Linked DNA regions of Homo sapiens: region 2 is linked to region 1. The links are chromatin loops, found by intact Hi-C in ENCODE. Cell type or tissue: IMR-90. All regions are shown on one strand. Region 1 holds the start of CALHM5 (calcium homeostasis modulator family member 5). Region 2 overlaps DSE (dermatan sulfate epimerase).

What was found. A loop is a pair of places that touch in the nucleus more often than their neighbours do. Peaks named below come from ENCODE experiments on the same cell type or tissue, not always from the same donor. Only the 100,000 strongest peaks of a DNase experiment are listed, where the experiment ranks them.
Region 2: a loop joins it to region 1, with 2.5 times the contacts of the local background. A loop is called at or near these places in 7 of 110 quality-filtered maps.

What each region holds. Positions count from the first base shown.
Region 1 is chr6:116,507,400-116,515,399 of GRCh38, reverse strand. The region is part of intron 3 of TRAPPC3L (trafficking protein particle complex subunit 3L); the gene reads left to right. It overlaps CALHM5 (calcium homeostasis modulator family member 5), which reads right to left and starts at 3,761. Exons shown (of 2, transcript NM_153711.5): 1 at 3,164-3,761. The coding sequence starts at 3,703. RefSeq lists an enhancer at 3,469-4,050. In IMR-90, a CTCF peak has its summit at 3,886 (motif pointing left); DNase peaks (open chromatin) are centred at 3,839 and 7,859; H3K4me3 peaks cover 2,212 bases; H3K27ac peaks cover 983 bases.
Region 2 is chr6:116,384,121-116,392,120 of GRCh38, reverse strand. All of the region lies in intron 1 of DSE (dermatan sulfate epimerase), which reads right to left. Among named protein-coding and RNA genes, the nearest start is that of DSE, 17 kb to the right of the region's middle. RefSeq lists enhancers at 1,292-1,451, 2,738-2,837, 2,868-2,917 and silencers at 5,440-5,509, 5,401-5,695. In IMR-90, no CTCF peak of the experiment used is centred here; DNase peaks (open chromatin) are centred at 4,550, 5,010, 5,410 and 6,490; H3K27ac peaks cover 770 bases.

The sequences.
Region 1 (8,000 bases):
TAATCTCTATTCTCCTCCCCAACATTGCTGGTGCAAAGAAATAACCAGAAGGCAGGCAGATAGAAAAGAGTACAAAGTATAGATTACATAAGACTTACAGAAATCAAGCTCAAATAGTATTAGCTCTGATAGGAAAATATTCTGTGCATAAGTAAATGTGGTCATTTGAGTAAATGACCAGCTCTTCAGCCAGGCATTTTTAGGCATTGATAAATGTATATACATGGCTAGAGACTAATTTTTTTCTGTCATTACTTACTGTCCATGGAAAAGGGAGACAGACGATACAATCAGGAAGCTGAAGCTATAAGAATTTAAAGGCTGAGAAAAAATTAGGATCATTAAAACCTTGAAAATGATTTGTCTTGATTTTTGGTAATTAGAAAAAACAAACTCTTTCCTGAATATGAAATGGTTCAGCTTTTCTCCCCTGGATCTTAAAAGCAGAAGTTTAAATAGCTTAAATTATCTTCTAACTTTTTTGGCTCTAACTCTGTTTTCACAATTGAAATTAATTTTATGTTTGGAAAACTAACATCTTTTTCAAAGTGTCTCTTGACATTTAGTTTAAATGATCCTTAATATTCTTTAGCAGATGAGCCTATTTGAAAATAGAAATAATAATCTACAAATGAACCCATTCAGACCATAACAAAACCACAAATAAGCTTTAAATCAGTGGTTCCCAACCTTTGACTCAGATATAGAGTGTTTGTGAAGGGTCTCAACCTCTGCACCAATGCCAACTCTGGACTGGCACTACTCAGGTTTAAATCTAAACTTTCCCCTTACTATGCGTATTCTTTTTATCTCAGTTTCTTCACTTGTGAAACGAGGGTTACTCACCTTGAAGGGTAATTTGATGGACCTAATGAAATGATACTGGACACATGTATTCATTAAGTTTTAGCTAATATTATATGCTGCTATTCTTCAAATATATATACACTTATGTAAATGTGTTACTGAACTCATAATATCTTTCTGTACTTATAATTAATGAGTGAGGCACAACTACCATCAAGTGAAAGTCCCTGAATGGATTGTGGTTGGCTACCTTATATGTTCCTCCTTCCTTCATCGTCTGTCTTCCTCTTTTTCCACAGCTGAGGCTTCTGTACGCCATCTCATCTCAGTACCTGAGCCAGTTCCAGCTGAATTATAAACTATTCCATCAGCTTCAGGTCCCCTTCCCCCTTTCACATGACGTTTGCATTGACCGATGCTTTCCCTCAATTCACAGTACCCAGAGTCAAACTAGAGCTTGGTGGATGCTTCCATACCAGCCCTCAAAAGTGTCTTATTTTGCATATGTCCTCCCCCAAACCATGGCAGTTTTCCTCATTGACTTGGAACAAATACTGTGTACCAGAAGCTTTATGCCCATTTGTATCTATCATCTCTAAATCTTCCGACAACTCTCCAAAGTAAGTGATATTACCACTAACTATGAGAAAACTGGGACTCAAAGAGGTCGAACCACTAGTTCTAGGTCACATAGCTGGTGATTGGTAGCATCAGCATACAAACCCAACGCCAGACAATTCCAAGACTGAGCTCTTTCCACTACTCCATTCTATCTTCCTTAAGAATAGAGAGTCATCCAGCTAGATTTTTTATCTGCCCCACCCATGGATGAATGTTCTTTTCCGCCTCCAGGCACATGTACACCTATTGTTGGTCTGGACTATATGCTGCCTCCTGCCTATCTGAACCTCTGTAGTCAGCACCTGCTATTGATACAAGTTCTCTTGCCCACATTCCTTATGCATCTTCCCACAGGAATCAGCCCCAGGTCCTTCTCATTCTGATGAAGAATCAGCAGGTCAGTGTGCTCAGCCTAAGCTATGACATGATGTGCAAGATTTCCTTGTACCTGTGTTTAGAGAGGAGAAGCTCACACAATGATAAGTGTTTGGGCCTGCCACTGACTGAATGGAGCCTGGTGACTGAGGACATACACCATAAATCAATCATTCTGTCATAAGAGTTGTAAGTTATACCCTTCTTCAATAAAAGACACAAGACATTTGGGAGCCTGATATGTTTTATCTAAGATGTGCTTTATGCATTAAAGAAAAGATTTTGTTTTGGAGTATTTTTTGACTTATCAATTTATGAAGAGTATGACTTTACTGCCAACCAGCTTTGGAGTGTATGATTTTAAAAACAGATTTTGCCTTGATTTGTTGTTACCAAGGCAAATCCTTGTCGAAAAAGTAAAATAATGCTATTTCTGTGCCTTTATTCTGAAACAGATAGCATTCCTGACAATTTGTGGATCTGCTTATCAACTCTTACCACTTGTTTTGCTTTTGGGAATGCAATTCTTACTACCTATAAATGGGAAGTTAGTCCTTCCTAAGGCTGTACATCTGGATTTGTGTTCATGTGCCTGGAGGAATGACAGGCTACTTCCCTGCATCAATTAGGTAAAGATATGATTTCCTTCTGTTAAATAAAACAATGCCCAAATCTTGAGCTTCTGAAGTAATTAAGAACCCCTTTAGCTGTACAGCACAAAGAGTATAAAACATAATCTCCCTAGAGAGTACAGTCACTTTTTCACAGAAGGCTATTTAAAAACTGCTGATTCCTACCATACAAGGAAAATTCTTCTCAATCTTGACAATATTTATACACAGAGATAGCAGTTGCCAGAAATCATTCAAGAGAATCTCCACACTAATTATATTACATGCAACTTTGAAAAGTAATAACTCATTTCATTCAGCTACATTTTAATAGATGAATAATACATGTGTGTGTTTGAGAAAACAACTTGAATGTAAATAATTGATAGAAGGCAGTAATTTCTAATTACAGCTCTGCCATTAACACTCAATTTATGATTTAGTGTTAGGCATTATTTATTTACAGACCCAGAGAGACTGTTTTAAAGTACTTAAGTATTTATATGTGGACAATCCAGTGGATATTTTCTTTTCAGAACCGGAAAAGAGATAATCCAGTCAGCAACTTTATTGAGCCACCCAGCCTTTCAAAAGCTTTTCCTGAGATAGTCTCAATGCTGCATCATGTTTCAGTTTCCATTTAGTTTCAAAATATTCTGACAGGACACAGACAGCCCTGGCTGAAAGGAGCACAGAGAGAATACTTCGAGCTCATGCTGAGAGAAAAAGGCGAGTTTGTCTTTTCTTACCTGAGACTGGGCCTGAAGGGAGAGTTTCAGTTCTTCATTGACGGTAGGTAGCATGCTAGTTTTGCCACAAGATACTTTGTGAAGTTCTTCCCAGCACTCTTTGGGCTTACCCTTGCAAATCAGTTCCAGGAGTCCTGAACTTCTCGTCCCGCTCATGGCACATTCATAGAAAGTTCCATTGAGCAGAGCCACAGAAAGCCACATCACTGGAGCCACCAATGAGCTCAGAGTGATCTGGCCGAGGACGTAGAAGAAACGGCAGCTGTGGCCTCTGGGAAAGATTTTCCTGGGATTCACACAGCAGCCTGTGAAGAGTCTCCACGACCTATTGTTCAGAAAGAATCCCAGGATCAGTAACACCCAGGCAGGAGCAAAGAGGAAAACCAGCCCATAGGTCATATTCTCAGTGCTGCAGGGGCACTTAAAAGCCACAACAGAAAAGAGACGCTCACTTCCCACGGTCAGCAGAGCCATGAAGCTGTAGCCAATAACAGTTTTCTGATTAAGGAAGAATTTTAAAATGCCCTGAAAAGCATCCATGTTGGAGATGCACAGAGGGAAAATGCTGTGCCTTTGTTATTGGCAGAGCAGCTGTGGCAGTGGCCGAGGGTGGAGCTCTTTCTTCATCAGAAACAACAGTCCTTCTCAGACTGAATTGAGCCAGATAAGGAAACAATGTCATTCCTTAGGAATGAATATTTCTCAACATGTTTAGATAATGCCTCCTACTGGTGGAAATTGGGCTGTGATACTGCAGCCTAAATGCTGAGAATAAATTCAAAGTGCACGGGCTCCATTTTAACCTTCTTTCCATGTGGTTTGGATTGAAAATCAGAAAAGAAATTCTCACTCATACAAATAATAGTCTAGGAATTTTCCAGTGTAAGGAATCAACATTAACAGAAAGAGGTTTCAGCCGACAAATCAAATCTCCAAACCTAGAATTTTATGAATGTTTTTCTCTTCCTATGACTTGAGATTTGGAAGACAGGGATTTGCTGTCTTTTTTCATATATATAAAAACATATGAAAATTATATATATATATATATATCAATAGCTTTTGGAGCACAAGTGGGTTTTGGTTACATGGATGAAATATACATATAAATATACATATATATATATATACATATATATATGAGATTTTAGTGCACCCATCACCGGATATGTATGTGTACCCAATATGTATTTTTTTATCCCTCACCCCCTTCCCACTCTCCCTCTTTCTGAGTCTCCAAAGTCCATTATACCACTCCATATGCCTTTACGTACCCATAGCTTAATTTCCACTTATAAGTGAGAACTACAGTTTTTGGTTTTCTATTTCCGAGTTACTTCGCTTGGAATAACGCCTCTAGCTCCATCAAGTTGCTGCAAAAGACATTATTTCATTCTTTTTTATGACTGAGTAGTATTCCATGGTATATATACACCACAGTTTCTTTATCTATTCATCAGTTGATGGGTACTTAGATTGGTTTCATATCTTTGCAATTGTGAATTGTGTTGCAATAAATATACATGTGCAGGTGTTTTTTTTTAATATATAATGACTTCTTTTTCTTTGGATAGATACCCAGTAGTGGGATTGCTGGACTGAATAGTAGATCTACTTTTAGTACTTAAAGTTCTTTCTTTAAGAATGAAAGAAAGGTGCCGTGGTTCATGTCTGTAATCCTAGCATTTTGGGAGGTCGAGGCAGGTGGATTGCTTGAGCCAAGGAGTACGAGACCAGCCTAGGCAACATGGTGAATCTCCCTCTCTACAAAAAAATACCAAAAAAAAATTAGCCAGGCTCGGTGGCATGCACCTGTAGTCCCAGCTACTCAGGAGGCAGAGATGGGAGGATCGCTTGAGCCCAGGAGGCTGAGGTTGTGGTGAGCCAAATCATGCCACTGCATTCCAGTCTGGGTGACAGAGCAAGACCCTGTCTCATAAATAAATACATAGAAGGAAAGAAAGAAATCTCCATACTGTTTTTTATAGAGGTTGTACTAATTTACATTCCTACCAGCATTCTACAAGCATTCTGTTTTCACAAAATTCATACCAATATCTATTGTTATTGCCTTTTTAGTAATAGCCATTATTACTGGAATAAGGTGGTATCTCATTGTGGTTTTAGTTTACATTTCCCTAATGATTAGTATGTTGAGCATTTTTTCATATGTTTGTTGTCCATTTGTATATCTTCTTTTGAGAAATGTCTATTGATGTCATTTGCTCACTTTTTGATGGGATTATTTGTTTTCTTCTTGCTGATTTGTTTGAGTTCCTTATAGATACTGGATATTAGTCCTTTGTCAGATGCATAGTTTACAAATATCTTCTCCCATTTTGTGGGTTGCCTGTTTACTCTGATGTTTATTTCTTTTGCTGTGCAGAAGCTTTTTAGTTTAATTAGGTCCCATTTATTTATTTTTGGTTTTGTTGCATTTGCTTTTTGGGTCTTAGTCATAAATTCCTTGCCTAGGCCAATGTCCAGAAGAGTTTTTATTACGTTTTCTTCTAGAAATTTTATGGTTTCACATCTTAGATATAAGCGTTTGATCCATCTTGAGTTTATTTTTGTATATGGTGAGTGACAGGGATCCAGTTTCATTCCTGTACATGTTGCTATCCTGTTTTCCAAGCACCTTTTAATGGATACAGTGTCCTTTCCCCAGTTTATGTTTTTGTATGCTTTGTCAAAGATCAATTGGTTCTGAGTTCTCTATTCTGTTCCATTGGTCTATGTATCTACTTTTGTACCAGTGCTATGCTGTTTTGATAACTATACCTTTGTAGTATAATTTGAAGTCAGGTAATGTGATGCCTCCAGATTTATTCTTTTTACTTAGTATTGCTTTGGCTGTTGGGGCTCTTTTTTTGGTTCCATATAAATTTTAGGATTGTTTTTTCTAATTCTGTGAAAAATTATGTTGGTATTTTGATAGGAATTGCACTGAATCTGTAGATTGCTTTGGGAAGTATGGTTATTTTCACAATATTGATTCTTCCAATCCAGGAGCATGGCATATATTTCCCTGTGTTTGTGTCATCTATGACTTCTTTCAGCTGCATTTTATAGTTCTCCTTATAGAGATCTTCCACCTCTTCGATTAAGTATATTCATCGGTGGGTTTTTTTTTTTTTTTTTTTTTACAACTCTTATAAAAGGGATTGAGTTCTTGATTTGGCTCTCAGCTTGGTTGTTGTTGGTGTATAGCAGGGCTACTGATTTGGGTACATTAGTTTTGTAAACTAAGACTTTACTAAATTCATTTATCAAATCTAGTAGTCTTTTGGAGGAGTCTTTAGGTTTTTCTAGATATATGATTATCCTGACAAATGGAGATAGTTTGACTTCCTCTTTTCTAATTTGGATGCCCTTTATTTCTTTCTCTTGCCTGATTGCTATGGATGGGATTTCTATTAATAGCACTGTGTTGAATAGAAGTGGTGAAAGTAGGCATCCCTGTCTTGTTCCACTTCTTAGGGGAAATGCCTTCAACTTTCCCCCTTTCATTTTTTATCTTCCTAAACTGGCTAGTGTTAGAGATCAAATTTTAGGATTTGGGATATGTGCATTTTACATGGGAAAGTTTAGGGAGAGTTTGAGTTTTGAAGGAAAGTCAAAATGAGAAGAGTCCTCATCATTTCTTTCCTAGGCTTACTATAATAGTAACCTTTTGATTAGTATCTCAGCCCTTGACCTCATGCTCACTCCCATCCATAACCCTAAATCCATTCTCTATGCTGACAAGAAAAGGATCCTTCTAAAACTGAAATTGAATTCTGCATTAGCCAGTTCACACCTTTGGGGCTCACAACTGCTCACAAGTTGATAGATGTAGAGATTCCCTGAACCCCATCATGGTATTTTATGCTCATGACATGTTCCCACTACCTAGAATGTCTTTGTCACTTACCTCCAGACCCCTAGTCTTGTCTACCTGGCAAACATTCAGTCAATAGATGCCCATTCTATAATTTGTCTTGCAAATGGCTATTGAACTCCCACTGTGTGCCAGGTACTGTGCCAGACTGGCAGTGCTCAAGAAATTTCTGTTGAATAAATGAAGAATGAATAAGGAATCTCCTAGTCCTTCTGATTATAAGTAATTTAAGAAAATTGCTTCCATTTCTCTCCTACACAGCTCTTAATTTTAAAAATTAATTAATTTCTGCACTTGAAAGATGGCAACATATCAAGCTGACAAAATTTCATTAATAAACTTCAAAGTCCAGGCCTGTGTATTTTGTGAAAAGAAATTGCCTTGGACTAGGAGCCAAGGAATTAAGTTATAGCATGGTCTTGGCAGTGTCATTTGACTTCTCTGAACACCAGTTTACTTATTTTTGAAACTAAGGCCTTAAAAGACACAGTCTGCAAGATTTCTTCCATTTCCACATTGTAAAATTCTTCAAGCACTGTAAAACAGCAGATGTTTTTGCGAAGTTACTTTATAATTCATTTATGCGCCTCCCACCACTACCACTTGTTCCTTAGAGACTTGTCTTTGATAGTAGTGTAGTCCCCTGTTACCCACAGGGGATACCTGCAACCAAGACCCACAGGGGATACCTGCAACCAAGACCCCCAAACTGCAGACAGTACCAAACCCGTATATATTATGTTTTTTTTAAATCTGCCAACTGAGGCAGTTAACAAGTGACCCATGGGCAGGTCATAGCATAAACAGTGTGTAATACACTGAACAAAGGGATGATTCACGTTCTGGGCAGTATGGAGTACGGACAGTGAGAGGTTTCATCACACTGCTCAGAAGCACAATTTTAAACTTATGAATTATATACTTCTAGAATTTTCTATCTAACATTTTCAAATTATC
Region 2 (8,000 bases), 120 kb after region 1:
TGTGGTCTCACATACTATTTCACTGTTGCTACATATTTTAACTATAGTAATAAAATGCATATATTTTAAAAGGTCTCCTCACTTTTCTATTTCAGTTTTATTAAATGCATAATTAAAATAATTTTTTGAAGAATGTTTCCTCAATACCAAAGTAAAACCTTACATGTCCTTGGTAAATTTTTGTAGTGAAATAAATCTAACCTTATTCTTAAATATGTCAAATCCTAAGAAAACCTATGGCTTTGGTACTGCAGAATCGTTCCCTAAAATTATACTCCCTGATGTGTAAAGCCCGTGGACTCAGACAAAAAGGAAAATCTTAAAACTGAGAGCTCCTTTTTTTTTTTTTTTTTTTTAAGACGGAGTCTCGCTCTGTTGCCCAGGCTGGAGTGCAGTGGAGCAATCTTGGCTCACTGCAAGCTCCACCTCCTAGGTTCATGCCATTCTCCTGCCTCAGCCTCCCAAGCAGTGGGACTACAGGCACCCGCCACCACGCCCAGCTAATTTTTTGTATTTTTAGTAGAGACGGGGTTTCACCATGTTAGCCAGGATGGTCTCGATCTCCTGACCTCGTGATCCGCCCGCCTCAGCCTCCCTAAGTGCTGGGATTACAGGCGTGAGCCACAGTGCCTGGCCAAAACCGAGAGCTCTTAATCAAAATCAAGAATACTTTTGCTCCCTAAAAGGTAATTTCCAAACAAAAATCCACAATATGAAATGATAGTATATGGAACCTCCAAGAATTTGCACACGCTGCTGAAGGAGTAATTAGAAACCTGAGGCCACACAGCAAAACCACACCATGTATAATAACGGTGTTCACCACCTTAAAATACAACATTAAAAAAAAACTTTAGGTCAGGCTTTTATTAACTGCAGCTCTGTACAGTCAAAGAACATTTCTATCATTGTCCCCTGAAAGGTTTTCATGAAGACAGCACACTTTTTCATTATATAATGTGAAGCCCACTTTCTTTGTTATACCAGTGATGATAATTGTATAACTTCCTTATATTAGAATAATTCATGTAAAATATGTTTAAAGTGCTCACAAACATTTTCTGATGTCAAGTCTGAAGGGTTCCTCCCCCATCCACCAGAGACCACCTGAGTGAGAAATGTAGTGGCTATCTAACTAAATTCATAATTTAGTGGTAGAGGTTAGCCTGGTGCATGTTACTACTAAACTACAAACCATTAGTATCCAGCTTTTCAGAGATTGGTTATCATTTCATATGTAGAAAAAAAGTAAAATCTGTATTATTTTCATGGAGGCAAAGGGAAACGAGGGTAGAGATACGAGTGTACAAACGTCACTTATGAGAGTACTGGGGCATCTAATTTTGCTTACAGAAGGCCAAAAGAGAAAATGAAACGGTTACACTTTCTAAGATAAGCTATAAATAAATTCTAGCTTATCTAGCAGTCTAACAATTGAAGATCTTCTGATTAGTATTTCTTTATTACAATTTTAGTTGATTTTCTTAATGATGGTTTTAGAATACACTATTCTAAATTATTTTCAGAATTTTTTATTTTAATATTATTTTCAGAAGTTAATATTGAGCATAATTAAGTGTATTTTTTATGCTGAATCACTTAAAAAGTAGTAATTTTTGCCTGTTATGCTTTGCAGTGCATTGTGATCCAGTACTGGAATATCAATTCCTTACCCAAGTTGGGGATAAGAATTTCTTATAAATACCAATAAATTCTACTATGTATTGAAAAAGTATTAAATCCAGGAATTATGGGCCAGGCACAGTGGCTCATGCCTGTTATCCCAGCAGTTGGGAGGCTGAGGCAGTTGCAGCACTTGAGCCCAGGAGTTGGAGACCAGCCTGGGCAACATGGTGAAACCCTGTCTCTACAAAAAAATACAAAAATTATTTGGGTGTTGTGGCATGTACCTGGGGTCCCAGCTACTTGGGAGGCTGAGGTGGGAGGATCGCTTGAAGCTGGGTGGCAGAAGTTGCAGTGAGCCAAGATCACCCCACTGCACTCCAGTCTGGGTGACAGTCTCAAAAAAAAAATAATAAAATAAAATAAAATCCTGGAACTATGTTAGGCATTGAAAATACAAAGTGGGCAAGAAAATCTATACCTTCCCTAAATAACTATAAACAAAAATATAAGAAAATGATGTCTCTGAGGTTTTTTTTTTTAAAAAACTGTAGTACTGTATTACTCTGCCTGAAAATAAAGATGAATAGTCAGTCTCCCTTAGTCCAAAACAATTTATTTAACCTATTGAACTTGGCCACTAAAGAAAATTTGCAATATATTTTTAAAAACTTTCTCTAAAGAGTAAAAGATTTTCTGTAATGGTCTGAAGGACAAGCTATGGCTCTCTCAGCAATAGCTTTAACCATGAAAACACTTTTGTAGCATTACTGACTAAAAAATAAAGTATAGAAAAGAGGATGAATAAAAATAATGAAGCCAACAGCTAAATCTCAACCCTATACAGTTTCAAATAACAGTTAAACTAAACCACAAAATGCTCCTGAAAACCAAAGTAAAATTTTTCTTCCTGCAATACATTCCTGAAGGCAGACTGGTGAGATGGTTAAGAGGGCTGGCATGGGGTCACAGTTGTTTGTCACTGTATGACTTTGGACAAGCTATCTAAACCTATTTCTTCATTTAAAATAAAATGCTATTTGTCTCACTGACTGGTTGGGAGATTAAATGAGGTAGCACCTTTAAAGCCCTCACTTCATAGTAAGTGTTTAAAAAAAAAAAAGCTAGTTATCATTCACCTCAAAACACTATCAGTGTTTGAGGGTGCAAGCTGGAGCCACACTTCCTGGGTTTGAATCCTAGCATCATCACATCCTTACCTACGTTCCTGTTTCCTCCTCTGTAAAATGGATCAAATAATAGTACCTCCCTCATAGGGTTTCTGTGAAGCTTAAATTAGCTGATATACTTAAAGCATTAAAATGGTGCCTAGGATTTAGAAAGTGCTCAATAAATACTAGCAGCCATCATCATCTTCTCAATGAGAACATCGAGGTCAGTCCAACTGAGGGGAAGTGCACCATGACCCCAGGAGGAAACGCTCACAAAACTATCACTCAGAGAATGCTATTTTTAAAATATGTACAATGCATTGTTTATTCTCAACCTTGCAGTCTCTTCAGGAGACTAAAAATATCAAATATTTTGAGAAATATAGAATATTTGATGCCAAAAGTTTTCTTCTTCTTCCTGCTCAACTGCACATTTATAACTTTCAGCTAAATATTCCAAGTAACCAAACAGATCTGAGGAAAAAAGCAATTACCAATCTACTTCTTCATCAACCAAAGTCTATATACAGATAAAGCTAACTGATTCACCATACTAATAAAAACATGCTTACACAGTCACAAAAAATCCTAAATGCAGAAATATAAGTCCTGATGAAATGCAACAGATGAAAAAAATTACTTATAAACTTAAATATAATTTTTTAAAATTTTGATGTTTAATCAAAATACATTTTCCACTTTCCACAAATGCCAATGTATATTATCTTTCAACTGGCAATGTAACTCCTTGAATCTGTAAATTAAATATCTTTAATTCTGTATCACCAATTCTCCCCCTTTGATGTTTACATATGTGACTTCTTTTCTTACCAGTTGTGATAGTTTTGTGTCAACTTGACAGAATCACAGGGTACACAAGTATTTGGTCAAACATCATTTCTGGATGTGTCTATGAGGGTGTTTCCAGAAGAGACTAAACTGAGTAAAGCAGACTGTCCTCCCAATGTGGGTGGGCCCAAACAGAACAAAAAGAGAGGGAAGATTTTCTCTCGGCCTAACTGCTTGGGCTGGAACATTGGTCTTCTCCTGTCCTTTGCCTGGGATTTACACCAACAGTGGTCCTAGTTCTCAGGCCTTTATATTCAGGCTGGACCTATTCCACCTGTTTTCCTGGGTCTCCAGAGTGCAAATGGCAGATTGTGGGACCTCTCAGCCTCCAAATTACAAAAGCCCATTCCCATAATGGCCAATTCCCATAATCTAGCCAATTCTAGATATAGATAGATAAACAGATGTAGGTGTAGACATGGATCTACTGGTTCTGTTTCTCTGGAGAACCCTAATATACTAATTAAAGCTGCTCAGGCCAAGCCCTTTTTCAAATTCCCATTAGAAAAACCCAGTATCCCTTTCCTAGTACTCACTCTCCAGAATCTCCCCACCTAGGATAATACACCACACTCTTCCTCTTCCCTGACACTTTGGGAAATTAGTTTCTGGGATACCGTATTCTCCTGCTTCTCTTAATACCTCTGTGGAAAATCCTTCTTATGCTTTTTTCCCAGAAAATTTTTACTGCTTTTACTGTGCAAAGAACGTGTATTTCATTATCATATTTAATCCCCAAAATTATTTTATGGGTAATTTTGTTGGAAATAGATGAGGAAAGTGAGATTTAGAATGGTGAAATAACCTACCCAGCATTATTCAGTGAGTGGTCAGGTTTATTTTTGACTTCAGGTGTGTCTGAGTCACAGTCAAGATTTTAGCCATTATGCCTCACTTCCTTTCTCCCTGCAAGCTGCCTGCAGTGTCTCAATCCTGGGACTTCCCACAAGAATATGGCTGCATGGCTGCACGTGGTCATTTGCTCACTCCCACCTCCTTCCTCATAACCTGCCGTCTAAGGTGCTCATTTATACACCTAAAACTAAATTCTTCCAATCAGAACTTTCTTAACTTCTTCACTACATTTTCTCAAACCAATTATTTGGAAATCATCTTCATTTCTTCCCTATCCTTTTTCTTTCATTCCAATTTTCTCACCAAAGTCATGCTTTTTTTTCCTAAGTACTGTTTCATTACTCTGCAGTTTTTCAACAGATTCCTGAGACTATTCCAGAATTCAACATCAACCTCCAGGGTAACTTTCCTCCTTTTGACCTTTTTCCTGAACCCAATAAATATCACATATACTTGTGGGTTAGTTTCTCTGTTCCTCTAGCCCTTTGTCTGCAAACTCCTATGGGTGAGTCATGACACTGATTACAGATTTTCAGGGGAAGCGCCCCACAAAAAAAGTACTACTAACCTCACTTATGCAATCTAATCTGGTTCACTCATTTATGAATTTAGCTAAACCGTTCTTGACATTATGTGTATTTTTGGTATGTCCTTATATCATATCTTCTAGGATAAGATACTATAAGTTTACTCTCTAATAGTAATAATGCCTCTAAGAAGCACTAATACAATGTTCAAGGATCTACTATGTTAAATGGGAAAGGGTTATATTAGCAGACCTGAATTGCTCAAACCATACACATTCCCAAGAGAAGTCTTCAGGACTGGCCCTTTACCAGCTCATGAGAGACGAGCCCTTGGAATATTCTGCCTGATAAAGAGGTTTTTATACACTCGAGGCCTTGGGTTACATGGCAGTAACACTTTAGTTAACTAGATGACTCATGATAAACTCCTATCTTTGCTCTGGAGAGGCTGGAGTCTGAGTAGCTGAAGTCAGTCACATCTAACTACAATAAAAGCCCAGGACACCAAGGCTCAGGTGAGCTTCCCTGGCTAGCAACGCTTTGCATGTATTGGCACACATTGTTGTTTTGAGTACAACTTCAGTAGGAGTGGACACCTAGAAGCTTATGCCTGTTTTCTCCTGGGCTTTGCCCCATGTGCCTTTGCCCTTTGCTAAGTTTAATCTGTATCCTTTGGCTGTGTTAAATAAAGCATAACCAGATGATAACAAATGTTGTAAGTCCTTCTAGTGAATTGCCAAGGCTGATGGTGGTCTTGGGGACTGCTTCCCCATCCATATGCCCTTTATCTTCTTTTTAGTTAAATCATCTAAGTTCCTGTTAGAATTATGAGTAGCTTGCCATAATACTTTGTCCCATTATAAAAGAAAATGTGATACTTTCACCACATCTTTCTCTTTAGTCAACTTTTGCTATTTTTCTCTGACTTACACCCAGAAAAATGACTAAGAATGTTGCTGTTGAAGCAAAGGACAAAGCAGAATACACTGGACTGACACATTTTTTAAAAGGCTTTGGGAATATTCCAAAAATGAAACATACAGATGGTAAGCAAAGGGCTAAAAGGAAGTTCATTGGAAAGTAATTTATGGGCATTAAACCTGTAACTGCAGTACATCTGATTGAAATAAAAATTGTATATATTGGATGAGTATATATGGAGTGGTGCTTTTATTACTACACATGAAGTTCTTTTACATTCTTTACTTATATACAAGCATTCCTCATTTTTCCAGACTTCAAGTACTCATCAGTGATAAAATTTACTTTTTTTTTTTTTTTGCTGTCTTTAACATTTCCAAACATTTTTATATGTACTTATTTTGATTCTCACTTTTATCACACAGATGAAAACCTTTGAGTTCTTTGGCATTAAAATCCCAGCATACTTTTCAAATGTCCTCCTGTGAATCATAATCAACTCAGAATACCACAGACTTGGTTTGTAAAACAATGATACATAGATGTAGTTAACCCAAAGACGTAGGCACTGCCTTCTTAGACTTCCCCAACTCAGTTACTGGCAACTAATCCTGCCAGTAATTGGACTCAACCCCACCCCCTCCTTTTCTCCCTTCCCTATTTCACTCTCCATATCCAAACTATCAGCATATTCTGTTGGCTCTACTCCAAATCCGTCCAGAATCCAGCCACTTTTACCACCACCATACAGCCATACCATGTCTTGCCTGCGACAGCCTCCAAATTTGTCTACCTGCCTTCACTCTTACCTCCCTAAGATCATTCTCCACATAGAAGCCAGAGTGATCCTGTTCAATCCTAATTCAGAGTATGTCACCACTCTATTTAAAACACTCTAATGGCTTCCCACCTCATTCAGATAAGCATCAAACTCCTAAGCATTGCTCTCAAGGGGCTAAGCAGCCTGGCCATACTGCCTCTCTGCCTTCATGTCCGACTGTCCAGTCTCTCTCTGCTCCAGCCATGTTGGCCTCTATTATTCCTGTATACATGAGGTGAGCTCCCTCCTCAGCGCCTGCACATTTGTTCCCTCTGCCCCAAATGCCTACCCTAGGATATCCATGTGGCTTGCTCCCTCATCCCCTTTAAATTTTTGCTCAAATGTCACTCTCTCAGTGAGGTCTGCAATGACTACCTTATTTAAATGACATCATTACCAAGTCCAACCATTACCATTCTCTAATTCCCTCCTGGGTTTTATTTCTCTTCATGGCACTTATGACCTTCTAATCTACTATATAATTTACTTATTTATTTTGTGTGCTTGGCTCTCCCATCTAGAATGTAAGCTTCAGGAGGGCACTTTGCTTTCTGCTATATCTCCAGCACATAAAAGTGTACCTAGCACTTAGTAAACACTTAAAAAATATATATTAGTTGGATAAATTTAACTGCGTCAAGAGGTAAACTTTTAAATCCTCAGAGATAACTAAACATATAGTTATACAGCTACATAAATATAATTACATTAAAAGAAACAATAAAAATTTGTGTAGGAAGACAAATCATATGGAGATAAAATGTACTACAATGTTTGAACTCTAAAGGTTACTCTGAGTGATTATCACAGAGTTTACTGAGAGCCGTGATCACGGCCAGTGCCTTCCCAGCCTCCCCCAAGGCACAAAGCTCCCACTAAGTCCACCTCAGGCTGCTAGGTCTAGGTGACTTGCTTTACCCCCAACTTTCGCCATCCCATTATTAGCATGCCTAACTAACATGCCTCTAATCGCAGACCACTGCCTGAATGTCTCTCATTATTTCCTGACATTCCAAGGATAGATTTCATGAGTCCTCTATGGGTCTTTTTCTAAATGCCATCTCAAAATTTTCGGCCCATCTTGCATGGGATTAGGCACCTCACACTCTCCCTAGTCTATCCATGTCCAGACCAGCCAAGCCTTCCTTTCTGCTGAATGACTGTTTCTGTGCTGACTTTTATTTAGGTTGCTCTGTTTTGAAATTTAAAGTGATTCCCTCATGTCCCCATGTC